2 separate regions of the Homo sapiens genome follow, and region 2 is linked to region 1. A link is an interaction called in ENCODE POLR2A ChIA-PET data of the cell type or tissue named here. Cell type or tissue: HepG2. All regions are shown on one strand. Links, peaks and the distances in the headings refer to the core of each region. The heading gives the core; the rest is flanking DNA.

Region 1 (8,746 bases), core at 442-8,441:
AAGACACTTTTCAAAAGAAGATATACATGCAGTCAACAATCATATGAAAAAAGCTCAACATCACTGACTATTAGAGAAATGCAAACCAAAACCACAAGGAGATACCATCTCACACGAGTCAGAATGGCTATTATTAAAAAGCCAAGCACGGTGGCGGGCGCCTGTAGTCCCAGCTACTCAGGAGGCTGAGGCAGGAGAATGGCATGAACCCAGGAGGCGGAGCTTGCAGTGAGCCGAGAATGCGCCACTCGCCACTGCACTCCAGCCTGGGCGACAGAGGTGACAGAGCAAGACTCTGTCTCAAAAAAAAAAAAAAAAACCAGATGCTGGCGAGGTTGTGGAGAAAAAGGAATACTTATACACAGTTGGTAGGAGTGTAAATTAGTTCAATCATTGTGGAAGACTGCATGGCAATTCCTCAAAGACCTAAAGACAGAAATACCACTCAACCCAGCAACCACTTTATTGGGTACATTCGCAGAGGAGCATAAATCATTCTGTTATAAAGATACATGCACCCATTATGTTCATTGCAACACTATTCACAACAGCAAAGACATGGAATCAACCTAAATACCCATCAATGACAGACTGAAAAAAATGTGGTACATTTACAGCATGGAAAATTATGCAACCACAAAAAAGAACAAGATCATATCCGTCGCAGGAACATGGATGGAGCTGGAGGCCGTTATCCTTAGCAAACTAACACAGGAACAAAAAACCAAATACCACATGTTATCACTTGTAAGTGGGAGCTCAATGATGAGAACACATGAACACATAGAGGGGAACAACACACAATGGGGCCTATCAAAGGGTGGAGGATGGGAGGAGGATGAGGATCAGGAAAAATAACTAATGCGTACTAGGCTTAATACCTGGGTGATGAAATAATCTTTACAACAAACCCCCATGACACAAGTTTGCCTATGTAACAAACCTGCACATGTACCCCTGAATTTAAAATAAAAGTTTAAAAAAAATCTGCTTTTAAGCTAGAAGAAATTGAGAAAATGCTGGGCTATTGGAGAAAAATTGTGATTTAGTTAAAAGTTTTGGTGTAGGTATTGTCAGTTGGCATGAGAAAGTCAAGAAACTCGTGCCCTCCCAAAGCCACCCCACCCTACTACCAGATTGTCTGTATTTCAGGGATGGGGGTGCAGAGAAAAGGGAAGCTGAAGGTAACCCCTTCATAAATTTTCTCCCTTGAAAGATTGACATTTCAAGTGTGTTACAGAAAAGTTTTAGCTAAAGGGTTAAACGAAGAAGAAAGAGGAGAAATACATATACAAAATGCGCTGGTCAGACCATGAGAAGTCTTATCGGGATCCTTTATCTCCATGAGGTGTCTGAAATCAACCCAGCCTTTTGACTTTGAAGATACGTCTCCTGAGTTTCCCCAGGATGGACAAAGCTGAGGAAAAGCTGACTCAGAAAGACAAGGCAGGTCCAAGTGTTTGCCGAGAAAAATGCACTCAGCACTCTACATAATTCCCAAAGGACTTTCTTCTAAAAATATTTTTATTAGAGTCTGAAATAATTTAATCACAGACTTGTATTTAGTCAGAGCTCAGCAAGTACTCCGTGCCGAACAGCGATATTCTTTCAGGCTTTTAAACAGGAAACTGAATCCAGAGAGCAGAAAACACAGAACCGTGCCCATGATGACTTGGAAAAGTTACCCTCTGCTCACACCAAACTCCCAAGTGTCCCCTATTTCATTGGGAACACATTAAGGATGAAACTAAAGGGGAGAACTTGAGGGTTCTTTTCCCAGTGAGATAAAGGAGCTCAAGGCTGGAGTGCCATTGACAGCCTGGCAGCAGGCAATCTTAAAGAGGAAGAAGACTGGTAACTGAGCAGGAGGGAATGATTCCTGGGCTACTAGTCAAATCTTCTCCTTAGATTACAGGGAAGACCTTCCTTGTTAGCTGTGAGAACATCCCACCGCCGACGGATACCAAGCACCAACGTATTTCATCCATTCATTCATTTGACATGTCTTTGACATTGGGAAACCTGTAGACCTCGGCTTTCCAAACAGCATCGATCAGGCTGGATTCCTCTGAGGGATCCAGGGGAACACATGGATAGTTAAACAGACCACTGGGGGAAAACACTGGGACACGGACACGCCAGGAATAAGTACTGAACTTCCTAGATGGACGTGGAGGTGTTGGACAGGGACTTTGCCTTGCTTGTCTTTAAAATCAGAAACAGAGGGTGTTTTGGCAAGTCTAAATTTACTGATTTTAAAGCTCCCACAAGGAAGACCCACATGAGACAAAAATCTAGAGGAGTATGCTAGGATAAAGCAGTAAGTGAATGAATGAATTTCTGGTACAAAAAGCAAAGGGCCGGGAGTACCAGACCACAGGTGTTAGAAAGAAAAGAAGTCAAACCAGGGGTTCCAGCCCATGCCACTCATTAGAATCCCCCAGGACCCCAATCACTTACAGCAGAGGCCCTGGGCATGGGTCCAGACACCAGTGGCATTGTTGTTTCACCTCTCTAGATGATCCCAGTCTGCCGCTGAGGACCCACGCTTAACTGGTACACAGTCACTCGAGGCATACCTCTCCACTTCCAAAAAATATCTATGCAACAGAAACACCATACAGCATCTTGAACATTGAAAAGCCGAGGAAGAGAATTGCATACTGAGGAGTACATGGCAAGAAGGTCATTCTCACCCAGGGGTGGAAGCACTTTGAGTGATCTGCTGAGGGTCATTTTGCACCTGGAGTGCGGCTGGGGAAGAGCCCTCTTCTCAGAAAAGGTGCAGAGGCCTAGAAAGTTCCATACCAGGAGGTCATGGTCCCTGTCGCCTTGAGGACAACAGAGTGGGGAAGCTCTGTCACTAAGACAGAAGCCAAATCATCATGGGCTTACGGGAAAAACACAGTGAGAAGCTCCGAATATGCTAGATGGGGAAGAAAGTCTCCAAAAAAGGACTGGAGCCTGGGAGACTGGGGAGCTACCCCTGAAGATTATTCAAGAAAGCCCAGGGTCCCAAATGCTGAGATAAGATGCACGGTGAAATTTCCCCTAGATGTGACAAAGGTGGTACTGTCACTAATTCCTGCTGGAATAATTGGCCAAAGAGAGCTAACATTCCCAAGTCATGGGTTCTAGACCTAACCATAGAAATCGAGGTGCTCCCACTGACAGCAGGAGTAAGAATGTCCTGGAGGGCTTGCGGAACGAGGATACTGGGCCACCCTGTGGCTCTAATCAGCAGAGGGATGCTGATGATACTGGACTGAGGTCCACCTGCATCCCCCATTCTTTCCCCTGATATCTCCGAACTGCTGCTGTGGTCACTGTTACTGCTGGGTATGGATTCCTGGGAGCAACATTTGTCCAGAAAAACTGCTCCAGGGACCAGAGAATGGCTTGTCTTAAAATTCATTGCAGGTGGGGTCAGGGCTGTGCTGATCTTGTATAAATGCCTGGGACACATTAAAAGGGGACATGCGAGGCCAATGCAATGCCCTAAGGAGCCACACCCTTCCTTGCAGAAGACGGAAGACAGCCTTGACTGCAGTCCCCTCTCCTGGATGGAGCAGCCTCTTTGCTGGGATGGAGCAAGAAGGAGCTGTGGAGAAACTCAGGCTTTAATTTTAAAATTTTTGAGGCTTAGTGTACATCCTTTTTAGATATTGCCCAGGCTACAAATGTAAGACTACATTTCTATGCGGCACTAAGCTTTTGCTGCTAACGCTTCTAAGGTTTTATGGCAGTTGTTTTACCATGCTTCATAAAGGATATTTGGTATTCTTGAGAGAATAAAATAAAATAAAATTGGGAGCATATTTATTTTGTTGGCTGTTTACTTTTGGCCACTTAATTTCTGTGCAGAGCTTCTGATGAGCTGTAGCAGACAAGGCAGGATGTAATTGTGTTGTAGGACCTTTGTCCTTAGTTCAGCTAACAGCCAGGTTCTTGTCACATGGCCATGAGAAATTAGGCTTGCAGATACTTTGAAGGGTGAGACAAGTGGAATTTATTGGGCAAAAAGGGGGGAAAAAAGAGAAACAGGGACCCTCCGCAAAGGCAGAGCACTGCTAGTGTGCTTCCCGCCTCGCAGATTGAATCCCTGGTTCCACCCAGGAAGAGGACGAGCCAGGCTCCTCCCCGCCGCAAAAGGCTTGAACTTCCCAAGTCTCCACCCCAGTGCGCAGGCCTATTGGAGTTTTTCCGGCAACCCCTTTGCACTTGGCTGTCCCAGTTGTATTAACCATGTGTTTCTGATGCTTTGGTACGTGGGACCTTGTTGCTTTGATACCTGGGCCTTTCCCTGGTTTAGCCAATTCCTAGAGATAGTAAACAACTTGCCTACTTCTGCAACATGCTTTTCAAATGCAAATCGACCAATCCAGAGCCACACCCCAACCACCTCTTTTATGGAACTCTCACCCTCAGGGTCACTATCCACACCCAGTGAGGGACAGCCCATGCACCAAGAGCCCAAGGAAACCATTCAAACCAGCCAATCCTAAGCCTGCCTACCCTGCCTCACCCACTCCTTCCCACAGAAACCATCGGAAGAGCTCTCGCCCACACCTTCCCCTCACTCCCTCAGCCTCCTGATCGGCCCTAGTGCTTCTCTGGGCACCCTCCCAACCGCCATGGTGTGGTGTGCCCCTCCTGCTGGGATCTGGGGGATACCACTGTATTTTCAATGGCTATTGTCTCCTGATCTGTTGGCCTCACCAAACCTGAATAATAAAGCCTATATTTGAAAACAGCAATTTGGGGTGGGAAATATAACAAGGTGAACAGTCAGCCTGAGGTATAGTATGGCTTTGAGACTAATTTAATTCACAGACTGTTCTTAGCTGTTTCTGTGCTTTCTGGGGGCTAAATCCACATTGTCCCTGCAGTGGGCTCAGAAGGATCCAGGGACTCACACTCTTATTTCCTGAGAGAGTAGCCTCAGACCCAGCGGCAGGACTGCACGCTGGACGCCTCACCTCCATCCAGTAGGACAGTGACGCCTTGATTGGTCACAGGCCACAGGCTAAGAGAACAAAAAGCTGGGAAATACTGTAGGAGAGGACACTCGGTTCCTACTTCTGATTCTTCCTTCCCTGTGAAGGAATCCTTATTACAGTCCCCCTGGTCCCCCAGATTCCAGATGTACCTTCTACCGGTTTCGGGAGATGAACTCTTTGTGGTAGCTAGTCTTCCCCTAGAAAAGCAAATATTTGCTCTGCTCCTGACTGTAACCTTGACTCAAACCAGCCCCTGCATGGGCCAGCTGTTTCTCAGCTGTCGAATCCTGGGATTCGGTATTAAGAAGCCCATTGCTGCTGCACATCTAAACCACACTCTCTAGGAGGTAATTTTTAAATTAGGTGAGCTTCAGTTTCCTTACCTCTAAAATGTGAATTATAATCTTTGCCTGGTGGATTTTTTTTTTTTTTTTTTTGAGGATTCAATTGAGCAAAACATGTAAAATCTTGCACAATGTAGACATTTAGATGTTGGTTTCTCCTCCTTCATTCTTGCTTTATTTCTCCCACTCTTTTTTATCTAAAGCTTTCTCTCCCCTTGTCCTGGAAGCTGGCTGAGTAGTAGTTCCTGGCCCCTGAAGCTCGGCCTCCACCAGGGGTCTGGTAGCTGTCTGGGCAGTTTCTGAAAAACCACTGGGCAGTGGGTTCTGGGAGTTCCTTTGTAGGAGGTTTTGTTTTGCTTTGCTTTTCTGAAGAATGAGGAAGTGGGTTTTGCAGGCATGCCAAGGAGGAGGAGAATGTGCTGGTGCCTGAGCCCTGTGGGAGGGAGCTTTCTAGCCCACCACCCCTGCTTTGAGGACTGGCTGAACCCATGAGCCAAGAAAGGAGGAGCTTTCAGGAGTGCACAAGCTGGCTCCAGCACGGAAGCTGGCAGAGGCTACAGCCCAGGTGGCGTCTGGATGGCTTCTCCACTGGTGGCAATGCCTTCTTGGAGCCCAGTAGCAGTAACGAGTAGCCCTGATGGGTGGCATGGGCAGAGATGCCAATGGGTGAGGACCGCAAGAACAGGAAAGCAACCACAAAACACAAAGCACCTTTGTGTGTCCAAGTGAACTATTGGCAGGACATCATGGAAAAAACCAATGAGAGTTGAGTGTAGAGACAGGAGCAGAGAAACTTAGCTGAGTCCCACTGATAAGACCCATTTGCTCACACAGGCTGGAAAAGTCCAAGTGACACACGCTGTATCCATTCTGCAGACACTTCTTAAATGCCTGTGCCGCAGCAAGACACCGTGCCCGGTGCTGGGGTGCATCAAGGAACGAGAAGGCTCCTGCCTTGAGGAACTTACAAGAAACAAACATCCCACCCTTTCTGTGAAAGAGTCCCTATATATTCCCATAGCATTCAAAATACTTGAGAGATCACATTTGTTTTTTAGCTCATAAATTATTCTTGGCTTCTGTTGTTGATGTCTGCTCTCATCCTTAGTTCTTGCAGAAGTGGCATTTATTACATAAGACGTGGGTTTTTCCTGTGGGCAGTGCATGGAAGTGTGAGGTTTCCAAAAACTATTTATCACCCCCTCTCCCCAGCCTTTGTAGGGTTGGGGGTGAAAAAATTCACCTTCAGAAAGTTAAAACAACAGAATCAACAAAAAATAGAGGAGATAGGCCACTTTAAGAAAAGAAACCACATTGTTTCACTTGTCCATCTGTTTGTGTGTTCAAATTGGACTTAGGGACACAGAATTAGGTTAGTCATAATCCTTGGTTCAAGACACAGATTCTATATTGGTCCCTGAATAGCTTGTGTTTTTTTTTAATCTGTTTGTTTAATAATAAAGTAAACAATCACAGTCTACTACCTAACATGAGATCTAGAACTTAATGAAGTTTATGTTTTCCTAATCCATCCCAACCCTGATGTAATCACTATCCAAACAAACACACACACACACACACACATCTATATTTAAGAGCATATATATGACAAAAACTACATTTTAACCGTGTGTGTGAATATATATGAAGATGCTTTCACATATTCGAGAGAGAGCATATTAACTTTAGTTGTTTTCACTTTATGTAAAAGGACATCATTCTAAGAAATGTTTCTGGGACTCATTCAATAATATATATCTAAGATTCATCCATATTGTTCCATGTTGTTTTTTACTGTAGTGCATTTTATTACTTGTAAGAGCTACACATTCTCTTGTCTAGCGGGTATTGAGTTTTTGCTGGATTGTATTTTACTCTTTATTATGGAAGTTTTCAAACATATACAAAAGTAGAAAGAATGATATAAGGAAGCAGGGTGCAGTCATCACCAAGGCCAACAGTTATCAACATTTGGCCAATCTTATTTCATGTATTCTCCCATCCACCACTGGATAACTTCGAAGCAAATCTCACACATCACCCATAAAAAATTTAGTCTGCCTCAGCCAGGCTCGGTGGCTCACGCCTGTAATCCCAGCACTTTGGGAGGCCGAGGCTGGTGGATCACGAGGTCAGGAGATCGAGACCACGGTGAAACCCCGTCTCTACTAAAAATACAAAAAAAATTAGCCAGGCACGGTGGCGGGCGCCTGTAGTCCCAGCTACTCGGGAGGCTGAGGCAGGAGAATGGCGTGAACCCGGGAGGCGGAGCTTGCGGCGAGCTGAGATCGCGCCACTGCACTCCAGCCTGGACGACAGAGCAAGACTCCATCTCAAAAAAATAAATAAATAAATAAATAAATAAATATTTAGTTTGCCTCTTAGATAATAACCTTTTTTGAATGCAGCAATGCAAATATCACACTTATTCCTTAATATTAGCATAAATCCAGCACTCAAAATTCCCCGATTGTCTCGCATCTTTTCTACCTGTGTGACCCCACACTTCTGAAATAGTGGAGGGGAGGAAATGCGTAACCTGTGAGGTCAAGGCAGAGTCTGAAAGCCGATGGTGGTTCTCCTCCGGCTGCAGTCAGCTCCTTTTCTGGGTCATTGCTGAAACAGCCAGAATCTAAAGCGGGGGACTCCAGAGAGCACTGGAGAAGTTCGAGGAAGGAAGAGAGATGCAAGCGCGTGGCCCCAAGCCTGAAGATAAAGAAAAGGCAGAAGCAGTCAAAGAACCCTGTGCAACGTCCTCACCGAATCCTCCTTCTCAAACCTCACTCTCCTCTCCTTTCCGGTTAAAATCTAATAAGGTGTTCAAAGGCCTCTGCCGGCCCCTCCGTACTTCTCCCTCCCTGAATGCTTAGAAAACAGAAGAAGGAAAGAGGAGATGATAACAGGAAAATAGAAAAGCGAGGGTCAAAAGTTAACTGCTCAAAACCGCCTTCACCTAAACCAGGCATTGGCAAACTTTTCCTGTAAACGACCAAATAGTAAATATTCTAGGTTTTGCCATCTCAACTACTCAACTCTATCTTCAAAGAGCAAAAGTGGCCAAAGACAGTCTGCAAACAAACAGGCAAGGCTGTTTCCTAATACTCTTAATCCACAGAAACAGAGGGCAGGCTGCATTTGGCCCACAGGCTGTGGTTTGTCAACACGTAGTCCAAGTACAACAATTTTTATTTCTGTCTATTCCTCCTATGTTTTTGATTATTAAACAGTTACTATAGTTGAAATAGAAAAATAGGAAAAATGGAAATATAAAATATAGCTAAATAGCTAAGTTAATTTGGACTAAGTGATTATCCCCATTTTTCAGATGAGAAAATTGATGTACTTTGAGATTAAAGGATTTGCCCAAGATCACAGAGGCACCATGTGGCAGTGCTTGAACTT
Region 2 (8,000 bases), core at 1-8,000, 74 kb before region 1:
TCCATTAGTATCACCTCAGGGCCAGCAATTCCTGAGACCTCCCCCAAACACCTCCCACAACACACACACTCACACTCACACACACACACACACACACACACACGTTAATCCCCACTCTGTGCTGGCCATAAATGACCACTTAGGACAGTTTTGCCGCCGAAATAGGCCTGAGTGTCTGATCAACAATATTTTGTCTCGGTCTCCTGTGTTTCTTCACACAATGGAAGCACCTCTGGGCTTAGAGCCACCAAGACCCTAAGACTGGTAGAGAGCCCACCCCTTCTCCAGAGCCCTGAAAACACTACAGACTCATAAACAAAGCAGCCTCATCATCATGGAACCAGGGTGGCCAGCATGAAAGACGATGCATAATAGAGACACTCTCCTCAATGCCTTCCCCAGGTGGTTGGGCTTCAGGAATTTTGTTCTATTCTGAGCACAGAGAGCCATGGCCTCAGATTTCAGGGGTGGGAGGAAAAGTTCCAGTTCTGCCCTTTGCCCACTCAGAAGCCCTGAGGAAAGCTCTCAGTTGGTCACCTCTATCTTTCTAAAGTTAGAAAGATAACCCTACTTACACCTGGAGAAAAGGATGTCAGAGAAGCCCTACTTGCAGCTGTCTCCTGAGACCCCATCCCTGAAGGACTCCCTGGCACCAAGCAGGCCCCTGGGGCAGAGTTACCCGTGTTCTGGTCCAGAACCTAGAGGTGGCCGGGTCCTCTTCACTGTCCCCTTCCTGCTCTCCTTCTCATTGTTGACATTTGATTCTATCTCGCAGATGGACTGTAAGCTGCTCTGAATTTTCTTCATCTTTCTATTTCCCCTTCCACTCCTTCTTCCTCTCATCATCCCCAGCACCTAGCACAGGGCTTAGCACAGGTTGGACATGCAATAATAATCTGTCAAAATTATCAGTCAGTTTATTAATGCATGAGATAATGAATGAGAAAGCCCTTTGTAAACTGAGTTGTACTCCAGAGAGACGTAGAACGTATTTTTGTAAAATGTCTCCACTTGTCTCACACGGAGGACAAGGTTGGCCAAGAGATACAGTGTTCTGGTCGCCAGCCCTATGTGCAGCAGCGGCCCCACTGTGATCTCTTGTGGCAAATACAACACAGTCTGACAGGTGCTTGTGTATAGAACCATGCCTCCCTGGTGTTATTCAGGTGAGAATTTACATCTACAAGGTAAGAGTTTACAGACCTTGGCACCATCTTCCCCAGCCCATGACTACAGTCAACCTGAAACTCACAATAAAAGCCAAACTCCTTGCCACAGCCCTAAACACCCACCATGCTCTGGCCTCTGCCTCTGTCTCCAGCTCACCTTGGCCTCCCTTCCACTCTCTTCATTGGCCATACATAGAGCTGCTTTCTGCTTCTCATGCTGGGTTTTTATGCTCTGCTTCCTCTGCCCTCTGTCTGGCTGGCTCCTTCTCATGCCTCAGACTTCATCACTCCACCTCGAGCCGTCCCAATCACCAGGCTAACACGGACCGTGGCTCCCTACTCGCTGTCTCTGCAGCCTTCTGTCTCTGTGTTTCTTTCACAGTGCTCAGCACACATGTGCCAACTCCCGCGGCTGCCTAGCTGTTTCATGCAACCCTGGCAGGGTCCACGCATCCCTGTGCCATCCCATGACTGGACACACAGCAAGGCCTCAAAACACAATCACCAAATGAAAAACGTTGTGATCGCAAATGGTTTTAAGCCAATTGAATAGATGCCCAACCTGAGTCAACAAAGTACCTGTCAGACTGTTGTATTTGCCACGAGAGACCACAGTGGGGCTGACACTGCATGGTCATGATACGAGATAGGAAAATTTAGAAAACTTACTAAGTTTGCAGCTTTCTCCTTTGAGACTGCCGAAGTCTAATAAAAACCAGCTTGTTAGCAGGCACTGTTGACGAGCACATGGAGAGGCATTCTTTCAAACATTCCTGGTAGGGGTGTTAATTGGTATGACCTGGTGGGGTGGGGGGGTGGGTAATTCTGAAATATATATCAAAATCACAAGTGTACACAGCCTCTGACCCCACAATTCTGCTTCCAGGAATTTAACCAACAACTTGGAAACACTTCTGCAAAATTACGAGGGCAGGCTGCCACTGGTCGCAACATTGCCTGAAATAACAAAACATTGCAAACAATCCAACTGTCCATTAAGAGGCAGAAAATGCACCGCCTTTGATACAGCTATGGATCAAGGTATAGAATGGTGCACACTATGAGTGCAAAAGAGGTGGAAGAAAAAACTAGAAACTATTAACAAGACTCGCCTATTGGTGAGGAAGAGGGAAAGAAGCGTCTGCAGAAAGGGAAGAGAAAAAGACTTTCACCTTTTAAATTGTGTTACCACTCCAAAAGCAAATAAACCATGTGTCATTCACTCAAAAAAATTTAAAGAGTTTCAAAATCATATGGAAAAGTTTAACCAAAAAAAGTAAAATTCCATTTTAAATTATAGTCTTTTCCCTCATGTTATAACTGGAAACACTAAACAAAGAAAAGGGAGATAAGTCGCCCAGGAGAAACGAAGCCGCCCTTGGCCCCCAAGCTAGCACTCACCATACTCCATCTCATTCGCTGGAGTTCCTTGGTGCAGATTTGGGGGGTCAATAGAGAGGAAATATAAGGAAATATCTCTCAATATTTTAAACGCCCATCGAGTCTAGGTTGGTGTGATAAATTGGATGGTCCTGCCAGGGAGGATCTGGTCTGAAAAATCAAATCCATTTCACATTGGCCCATGTGGGTTCAGAGAAGCTGAGGCTGAGCCCTGCCTGATCCCCAAGTTGAGGGGTTGTTGTGGCTGAGTTTTCCAGGTTCAACACCTCCAAATGCAGTAGAACTGGACTCTTGGCACCTTTGGATGGAAGAACCAAATACATCAGCACTCAGTTGTCCAGGCCAGTGTGGCACATGGACTCAGAAGGCAGACAGACTTGGTGCAGGCTGATGGATCTCTCCTCACTAGCCTGCAGCTTTGGGAAACTTACTGAACTTCTCAGGGTCTCAGCTTGTCTGGACCTAGAGTTGGAATAATGTTTCAAGGTTGCGAGAAAGATTCAAGATATTATACTTAAAGAACCCAGAAGAGTGCATGTTCCTTTAGTAGGTGACTCAATAAATGGTAGTCATATACCCAAATAAACAGCACAAACATCACCAGTGGCCTAAAACCATGAGACATTGTCTCCAAAGTTCAGTCCGACCTACCCTCACTGACCCACAGGCTCCAGAGTGAGCCTGTCTGCGTCATAATTCCAGCTCTGCAATAACTACTGGTATAACCCTAGCAAATCACTCTCTGTGCTTCCGTTTCTTAATCTGCAAAATAAAATAATAGTACTGATTATTTTATATGAGCGGTACCTAAAACCAGGTCTCCTACCTAGCAAGTGCTGTATTACATATTAGCTTTTATTATTATTATTATTATTATTATTATTATTATTATTATTATTCAGTACCAAGTTCAAACCATTACTAAATGTCAGTTTGGTCCTGATTTTTGCAGCCCAGCACTGAGCTGGGAGTCAGAGTGAAAATCGATGCCTCCTTAAAGTTTTTGATATTCATGCCAAATCCATGACACTTGCACCTATAAAGACAGGGTTCTCCATTTTCCTGGTCCTATCCTTGGCTTGCATTCATTTGTTTAATATCCTTTCAGAGCTTTAAATATTTACTCAATAGAAACTGAGACTCACCCAAACTAAACGAAATAAATAACCAGTTGCCCCTAGAAAAGCTCCATTTAGGTTTTTTTTTAATCTTCTGGGGTGCCTTTTTGGAATATTCTTTTCTCCACAGAACTGGGTAAATATTTTTCTACCTCCCTTACATTGACTCATTTGAGAAACATTGATTGATCCGCCCTCTGGGTGTCAGACCCCAAAGCAGGCCCTGGAGAGAGGTATACACATGAAACCGGACCCCGTCTTTGAGGAGCTCTCAGTCCACTGGGGAGCTGAGCAAAGCCCATGGATGATGAGAATGCAATAGGAGGAGGATGGCTGGTTTTCCTGTACAAGAATGGAATAAATAAGCAACAAAATGGAAATCTTTTTAATCTAAAATGTATCCATGCACTGCTGTAACACACTAAACACTGCTACTGAATCTAAGAACCAAGAAGCATAGAAATATGTTATACACACCCCCCCCCACACACACACACATACATACACACACACACACACTTCCCAAGTTTAGAATTAGAAGACGACAAAATTTCAGCATGCAGCTCTCCAGAAACTATATATTTTAGAAGGTTAGATTTATCACTAAACTTTAGAGTAACAACAATAATAATAATACCATTTTGCATTTTTGCTTTTCCTCTATTCAAAAAGCTTGCCTCTATCTTGCCTCTTTATATTCCCAGTACAATCTTGTGAGGTGGCTAGCACAGGCCTTCTGTCTAAATTTTATAGCTAAAAAGGAGACAAAATCACAAAGACTGAGGTTTACCCCAGGTTACTCAATCGGTAAAAATTCAGAGCAAAAGCATCCAGTTCTCTCGCTCTCTCAGCAGACTTTCTGAGAGACATCAAAAGAGGTCAAAGTCCTCAGAAATTAGGTTGGCAGAAGTTACTGTAAGAGGTGACTGCTTTGGCAATGAGTAACCAAAAAAGACGAGAGGCTGAACCCAAAGGGGCAGAACTGGAAACCAGCAGATTTTGCAAAGGGTTTCCTTAAGGTAAATTAAGACAACAAAATATACCTTTGCCTATTATCAGAGTAGCACACTTTTCTTTTATTTATTGTGATACTTTAAGTTCTAGGGTACATGTGCACAACATGCAGGTTTGTTACATATGTATACATGTGCCATGTTGGTGTGCTGCACCTGTTAACTTGTCATTTACATTAGGTATGTCTCCTAATGTTATCCCTCCCCCCTCCTCCCACCCCACAACAGGCCCCGGTGTGTGATGTTCCCCACCCTGTGTCCAAGTGTTCTCATTGTTCAATTCCCACCTACGAGTGAGAATATGCGGCGTTTGGTTTTCTGTCCTTGTGATAGTTTGCTCAGGATGATGGTTTCCAGCTTCATCCATGTCCCTACAAAGGACATGAACTCATCCTTTTTCATGGCTGCATAGTATTCCATGGTGTATATGTGCCACATTTTCTTAATCCAGTCTATCACTGATGGACATTTGGGTTGGTTCCAAGTCTTTGCTATTGTGAATAGTGCCACAATAAACATACGTGTGCATGCAGAGTAGCACACTTTTCAAAAAATTATAAAACCCAATGCTGATGAGAGAGTTGGAAAATGTTCATACAGTGCTGGTGGGCACATAAATTAATTAAACTTTCCTAGGATTAATTTAGCAGCAGGGATCTAGAGTTTTTAAAATGCCCATGCCCTTTGACCCCTACCATTCTACCTCTGGGGATTTATCTCAAGGAAAACTCGTTGAGATAACCTTTGCATCAAGGAGATGCAAAGGTTTAGCTACAAGGGTGTTAGTTGTAGTACTGTTAATAAGAGAAGAACATAGTTGTAGTACTGTTAATAAGAGAAAAACAATCAACTACCTGCCAACAGGATTTAATAAACTATCTATGCAATGAAATGGAAAAGCTTTTGTAAAAGAAAACTCATTCTCATAACAAGATGCTCCATCGCTGTGAGGTAAAAGCAGATAACCGAAAAGCATGTAGAGTACAAATATATTTCTTCAAAATGTAAATGTACTCAGAGACAAATACACCTACCAAAATGTTAACAGTGTTTACCTCACAGTGGTGTGTTTTTACTTCTCGTCTTTTACTATTATCTCTATGTATTTTTTAAAATTTTATTCTTGACAATGAGCTTGTGCTGTTTGTGTAAATGTTCCAAGGACGTATTTTAGAAGTATACCCTCGCTATTCTTTGACCGTTCCTGCCAAGTTTTCCTCCTAAGTAAACTAACAGTCTTGTGCTCAACGGGGTTTGTCAGTTCAATGATTAACAATAGCATGTAGTGTTAGGAAAGGCCATAAGAATCTTTTTAAACTCATCACTACCATTAGGCAGATCAAATTCATCTCAAGAAGTTTTCTTGGCTCTTTCTGGACAACTTTGTCTTCTTCCTTTTCCTAACAGATCAACACATTTATAGTAAACACCAATCTCTGGCATCAAATGCACACACACACAGACACACACACACAGAGACACACACGTCACTGTTCTCCAGCTGTCTCATGGGTGAATGCCATGACTCACCAAACCAGTTGGTCCTTAGCTGTATTTTTTGAAGCATCCTTCCCCACCATCCACTCCTCACACCCTCACCAACACAGCGAAAAATTCACATTTTGCATGAGCAATAAGGAGTTATAAATTGAATTGAATGATAAGCTTCATTAGGTTTTCCTTTTTGTTTTGTTATTTTCTTTCCTTAATCTTTCAGGTTCAGTCCCATTTTCTCATTCTTATGCACAACAACACTATCAGTAGGAATTATGAGGATCAAGGATAAATGGAGATCAAGGATAAATTATGGAGATCAAGGATAAAAATGCAAGGCAATGTTTATAATCCCCTCTGAGAGTGCATGGTCTTCTCTATAGCTATAGGTGCAACATTGGCAAAGCTTCTGAAGGGGGGAGAAAAATATGATCAGGCTTTTAAGATTACCTTTGAGGTCCTTATTGAAGAAAGCGTGTACAAGTTTTGCCAATACAATGCATTATACCTTTAAATGAAACCAATAGAGGCTGCCATTAATAACATAGCACATTCAGGCCAGGCGTGGTGGCTCATGCCTGTAATCCCAGCACTTTGGGAGGCCCAGGCAGGTGGATCACGAGGTCAGGAGATCGAGACCATCCTGGCTAACACAGTGAAAACCCATCTCTACTAAAAATACAAAAAGTTAGCAGGGCATGGTGGCAGGCGCCTATAGTCCCAGCTACTCGGGAGGCTGAGGCAGGAGAATCGCTTGAACCTGGGAGGCGGAGGTTGCAGTGAGCCAAGATCATGCCATTGTACTCCAGTCTGGGTGACAAAGTGAGACCCCATCTCAAACAAAATAAAAAATAAATTAAAAAGAAAACATAGCACCTTCAGTCAACATTGGGTTATGCCTCTCTAACACTGTAGAAGCTTAATGGGAAGTGATAAAATAAGTCTCAATTCTTACAGTAACAACAGTCTTATAAAACGACTTCATTTACAACACCTTTCACTTAACATCTCTCACCACATACCAAAAGTCATGTAACTATTCATGGTTTATAAGTAATATACAGTTATAAAGTATATTTCCCATATGTTTCATAGTTAATCTTCCATAGATAATCACAGTCGTTCTCCTAATATGACTCAGAAACACATCTTAAAGTGAAACATGCCTACAGAGCCATATAACTTCAAGAAATCCTTAAAATGTTGTTTCGACAAACAATATAACGTTACCTTTTATCAGATTCCATTTGTCTTTCCTAAATACCTCATTAATGTGTAAGTAAACCCAAAAAAAGGAGGGAAAAAAATACAGAAACAAAAAACCTGCAGTGCAATTAATCATCTTACCGTCTCCGTTCTTCATCCTTGGGGCATTTGGGAATGGCTGGCCTCCCAGGAGGTGGAGAATGTCGGGGTAATCCGACAAGGTTTCTTTTCCCAAATGAAGCCTGCTGAGCTGATGTTGGTTATTAAAAAACGAAAGTGCTTTTTGAAGTCAGCCCTAGCTAGAGTTGTTAATTCAGGTCTGTGCCGCAGCAGAGTGACAACTCACATCTTGCCGGACGCCCCAGCTGGTACGGAGGCTCAAAGGAAGGAGAAAGTGGGGTTTTGGAGATGGCTGTGTCACAGCCTCTTAGGGCTTTAATCCCTCGGCCGTGACACATCTGGGGAACTATGAACAGGAAGCTCAGAGCCAGGCAGACAGCCAGAATCACTCAGCAAACGTGCCAGACCCTTAAGAAACACCAACACCCGCCACTGCACGGTAACCTCTAAAGTTTCCCGAAGCTGGTGCTTTCCTCTCA

The links. ChIA-PET counts read pairs that join two places held together with the same protein. Peaks named below come from ENCODE experiments on the same cell type or tissue, not always from the same donor. Only the 100,000 strongest peaks of a DNase experiment are listed, where the experiment ranks them.
Region 2: POLR2A ChIA-PET joins it to region 1 with 10 read pairs; 7 of 35 experiments call an interaction of 5 or more read pairs at or near these places.

Annotation. Positions count from the first base shown.
Region 1 is chr2:102,030,607-102,039,352 of GRCh38, reverse strand. No RefSeq gene overlaps it. Among named protein-coding and RNA genes, the nearest start is that of IL1R2, 43 kb to the right of the region's middle. In HepG2, for the core only: no CTCF peak of the experiment used is centred there; DNase peaks (open chromatin) are centred at 5,212, 6,092, 6,732 and 8,362; H3K4me3 peaks cover 3,434 bases.
Region 2 is chr2:102,104,415-102,112,414 of GRCh38, reverse strand. It overlaps a transcript of IL1R1 not described here. Among named protein-coding and RNA genes, the nearest start is that of IL1R1, 34 kb to the left of the region's middle. In HepG2, for the core only: no CTCF peak of the experiment used is centred there; DNase peaks (open chromatin) are centred at 414, 4,574, 5,944 and 6,194; H3K4me3 peaks cover 1,629 bases.